Regions from separate parts of the Homo sapiens genome. Here region 2 is linked to region 1. The links are chromatin loops, found by intact Hi-C in ENCODE. Cell type or tissue: B cell. All regions are shown on one strand.

Region 1 (2,500 bases):
GGTAAGATTTTAGGTAATTTTCATTTGTTATTTTCCTCTTCTGTATTTTCTGTGATGAGCATGTATTGCTTTCATAATCAGAAAAGTTATTGGTCTAACGCAATTTCATGATAAACTATATGCACTTAAGATATACCTACTGAAAAATGGTATGAGCAATGAATCAATCACCTTCTACCCACCTCCCCTCTGGAACGAGAATGTACATAACACTACTGAACTGTATACTTAAAAAGGCTTAAGACAGGCTGGGCGTGGTGGCTCACACCTGCAATCCCAGCACTTTGGGAGGCCAAGGTGGGTGGATCATGAGGTCAAGAGATCGAGTCTATCCTGGCCAACATGGTGAAACCTTGTCTCCACCAAAAATACAAAAAGTTAGCTGGATGTAGTGGCGCATACCTGTAGTCCCAGCTACTCGGAAGGCCGAGGCAGGAGAATTGCTTGAACCCGGGAGGCAGAGTTTGCGGTGAGCCGAGATCATGCCACTGCACTCCAACCTGGCGACAGAGCGAGACTCTGTCAAAAAAAAAAAAAAAAAAGGGCTTAACACAGTAAATTTTATGTTTTGTATATTTTATCACAATTAAAATTTTTTAAAGAAATATGAAGAAAAGGTCAATAAAAGAACATATAAAATGAAGAGCAAAGTGCTTTTTGGTTGTTTATACATAAATACATTAACTTCTATAGATTTACTCATTTTGCTGGTAAGACAAATTGCTGCTTTCACCCCACTGAAACCCCGAAGCTATAATTACAATTCCCTTTAAGAATTACCTTGAAACTCAGACCTTCAGTTGAGAAATTCTGACCTGAGTCAAATATTGCTTAACTTCCTTTTGGGCGCTGTAGGCCCATCTCTTATTCACCATCTTTCTCAATGCCTAGCAAACCTCCATCCTGATTTCAATAGTAATGCATATAGAATGCAGGCACATTGAATGTTTCTTCTTTGTTAGGAAACTTTTCAACGAGTCGGGGAGGGCTCAAGTATATTGAATAACTTGAAACTTTATCACTGTGACACAACTGCGTGACTTCAAGATCTGAAGCAGACAATTCTGAGAGAAATGTTCGCTAATAGAGGGTGTGAATATTTTTTATTTTTCTGTGCTGTCTTGCCTGTTGTTTATTAAGAGTTTGATTCTTAGGAAGACCTCTTTTACTGTATGCAGTCTTTAAAAGTGGAATTTTAAAAAGGCAAAAAAGAATTATCTTTTAAGTGCTGGTTCACAATAATTAGGAAAATTACATAAGATCCTGAATTGATGGCCCTTTGTGAAACTAACTTTAAAACAAAACAAAACTGACTGCCCCAGGTTTTCTACATTCCAGCTCCCTCTGGTGGTTAAAAATGTAGGACTCAGACTCTTGGTTATGTAAGGGTACTTAACTCTTCATATTTGGGGATAAAGTTTGAGGGGAGATGCACCTGTTTGAGATGCAGTAATCGATTTCTGAGGCAATTATGAATACTTATCTGAATGCAAAGCCACAGGTGATATAGCCACTCTTAAGAGACGATATTCACATTTCAGAGGGAAGGTGGGTAGAAGGTGATTGATTCATTTCTCACCATACCATTTTTCAGTATCTTAAATGTATACAGTTTATCATGAAATTATATTAGACCAATAACTTTTCTGATTATGAAAACAATGCATGCTCATCACAGAAAATACAGAAAAGAGTAAAAGAACAAATGAAAATTACCTAAAATCTCACCATTCAGAAAATGCCCCTCTTTAAAATTTTGCGTATCTCTTCAGTCTTTCCATATGTAATTCTTAAGTAAAATTTGGACCAGATTCTATTTTTAAATAACACCTTTATTCAGATGTAATTCACATACCATACAATTCCCCTAAAGTGTATAATTCAGTGGCTTTTAGTATATTCACAGTTGTGTAACCCATCACCACAAATAAATCAACTTTAGAAGATTTATCTGTGCCACCACCCCCCAAGAAAATCCCTGCACTTTAGCAGCCACTCCTCTTTCTTCACTCCACTGCCCTTCTGTCCCACCCCACCAAGTCAACAACTAATCTTTTTTCTGTCTGTATAGATTTGCTGTCTGGACATTTCATGTGAATAAAATCATACAGTATGTGGTCTTTTGTATCTGGCTTCTTCTATTCAGCATAACGTTTTCAAGGTTCATCCATGTTGTAGCATTTTCAGTACTTCATTCCTTTTCATGGCAGAATAATATTATGTTGTGTGGATAAACCACATTTTATTTATCCATTCATCAGTTGATGGACATTTTGATTATTTCCCATTTTTGGCTATTATGAATAATACTGCTATGAACATTTGTGTACAAGTGTGTGTGTGTTTTTTTTTTTTTTTTTTTTGAGATGGAGTCTCGCTCTGTCACCCATGCTGGAGTGCAGTGGTGCAATCTTGGCTCACTGCAATCTACACCTCCTGGGTTCAAGTGATTCTCGTGCCTCAGACTCCTGAGTAGCTAGGATTACAGGCATGTGCCACC
Region 2 (2,500 bases), 190 kb before region 1:
GAACTTTCCCTAAGTGATAAGGCTGGTTCAGGATGGCTAGACTGTGCTAACACTATGGCTTATGCTGAACACCTTTCCTTCCTTCCTGGAGTCTGGAATTTCAATATGTTTAGGCAGAGGGTGCCTCCATGACCAGCCTGCCTTTCTAACCAGCTTTTCTGGGCAGAACTGTCACACATATTATTGTGACTTCATTGGTAGGGGCAAAGTGTGCCCATGCGATATCTCCTGGGAAGAGAGAGCATAAGGAAGTCTGCATGTGGATTCTTCCAGACTCCACGTGTGTCTTTTTCCCTTTTTTTTTTTTTTTTTTTTTTTGAGGTGGTGTCTCACCCTGTCGCCCAGGGAGTAACCTCAGCTCACTGCAACCTCTGCCTCCCAGGTTCAAGTGATTCTTATGCCTCAACCTCCCGAGTAGCTGGGATTACAGGCATGCACCACTACGTCTGGCTAATTTTTGTATTTTTAGTAGAGATGGGGTTTCACCATGTTGGCCAGGCTGGTCCCGAACTCCTGACCTCAAGTGATTCACCCACCTCAGCCTTCCAAAGTGTTGGGATTACAGGCATGAGCCACTGTGCCCAGCTTGTGTCTTTTTCCTTTATGATCCTTGTATCCTTGTTAAGTTGCTGTAATAAATATTGGCTCTAAGTACAACTATATACTAAGTCCCATGGATCCTTCTGTCGAATCTCAGAACATGGGGTGGTCTTTGGGACGCAGGTACCTAAGTGAATATTTAAAGTAGTTTTCAGCTTTTTTCCTGATGAAAATAAGGTGAGAAGATACTCCTGGGTGCTTCTGGTGGGAGTACGAACATGGAACAACCCTTGTCGAGGACATGTTGTCAGTTTCTAGCAGATCATACATTCATTGACCCTTTGATCCAGGATTCCCACTTCTGGAAATTTATCCTGTAGCTGTAACAATACCTGTACAAAATGATACACATAAAAGGTTTTTGGCTGGGCATGGTGGCGTGCACCTGTAGTCTTAGCTACTTGGGAGGCTGAGGCGGGAGGATCACTTGAGCCCAGGAGTTTGAAGGTCAAGGCTGCAGTGAGCCATGGTCATGCCACTGCACTCCAACCTGGGTGACAGAGTGAAACCCAGTCTTTAAAAAAAAAAAAAAAAAGTTTTTGTTGTACTCTTCCCCCAGCCTTTATTTGTAATAGCAAAAGACCAGAAACTAGTATTGTCCTGTATGGGGCTGCTGAGTCTCTGAGGGTACATTCACACTAGGAATGACTGCAGCTAGAATAGAACGAAGAAGTTGTATGTGATTAATAGAAAGTTTTCTCATGTGAATTAAATCAAAAGCAGGGTACAGAACAGTTAAGTCTAGTACTGTGTGCTCCTTTTCTGGGCGAAGGGTGTGTGATGCTCTGAATAACTATTAAAAGTGGTGACCTGTAGGGGGCAAGTTAGACAGTGAATGAAGGCAGAAATGAGAACTCTGTGTATACTTCCTTATATTGCTTTCATTTTTGTGTCAATTACCTATTAAGTTTTTTTTAATTGAAAATGAAAAGAGCTGAGAGGAGGCAGTCTGCTTGAGGTGAATCAAAATCAAGGTATTATAAGTGAAATAAAAATTTTACATACTTAATTTTCTCTTTGTTTACATCAGGTATGGCCCATGAGTCAGCCACCTGTTTTTGTAAATAAAAAAATCTTGGAACACAGTCATGTCCATTGTTTTACATATGCTCCTTGGCTGCTTTTTTGCTACGGTGGCAGAGTTGAGTCATTGCAAAAGAGACCAGATGGCCCACAAAACCTAAAATATTGACTATTCTGGCCGTTTACAAAAAAGTTTGATGACCCTGCACCTGTAGTGTTTAGTTATGGCTTATATCAGTGTTGATGCCCTGCCTAAGGATATCAGGATGGATTGGAATTTGATTCATCTGTAGTAGGTAAGGCCAATGGTAGTCATTTGAAAGATGCCATTTTTTATAAACTCTGAGCAAACTCATGTTACGTGATTGCTGGGGGGTCAGGGGAGGGGGATTTTACTCTACAAAGACACATTAGTCTATTTCTAAAACCTGCCAAGAGAAATTTTAAGAAGCAATGAATGATCTCTTCTCTAAAGTGTGGTGCCTCTGAGACAATCTACCTTCCTGGCAATGATACCCTAGCTAAATGTTGTCTTTGAAGATTTATATCATCAGAATCATGGAAACTGGACCTCTCCAGGAGAAACTGAGGTCTGCACTGTGCAAGATGGGATCATTGTCCCTCGATTTCAGCTGGTTTTTTTTTTTTCATTGCATGCCTGAGGTGACTTTACCCATCCTTCCAGAACAAAATGGATTATTCTTTGAGATGTCTGGTGATTATCATAAACCATTATCATATGGTTCTGTGATATAGGACCGTAAGCAAGGCATTTGAATAATCATGATTTTATATGAGTAATGATGATAGCTACTGTTCACTGAGGGCCTACTGTGTGTCAGGCAGCGTGTAAGGTGTTTTATGTGTATTACATCTA

The links. Hi-C counts contacts between places; a loop is a spot of excess contacts. Peaks named below come from ENCODE experiments on the same cell type or tissue, not always from the same donor. Only the 100,000 strongest peaks of a DNase experiment are listed, where the experiment ranks them.
Region 2: it touches region 1 in a loop (23-fold over the local background); 3 of 110 quality-filtered maps call a loop at or near these places.

The regions. Positions count from the first base shown.
Region 1 is chrX:13,657,671-13,660,170 of GRCh38, reverse strand. TCEANC (transcription elongation factor A N-terminal and central domain containing) reads right to left here. Exons shown (of 5, transcript NM_001297563.2): 3 at 403-519. Among named protein-coding and RNA genes, the nearest start is that of TCEANC, 5.8 kb to the right of the region's middle. In B cell, a CTCF peak has its summit at 1,338 (motif pointing left); a DNase peak (open chromatin) is centred at 1,350; H3K27ac peaks cover 475 bases.
Region 2 is chrX:13,851,409-13,853,908 of GRCh38, reverse strand. It overlaps a transcript of GPM6B not described here. Among named protein-coding and RNA genes, the nearest start is that of GPM6B, 36 kb to the right of the region's middle. In B cell, a CTCF peak has its summit at 1,393 (motif pointing right); a DNase peak (open chromatin) is centred at 1,418.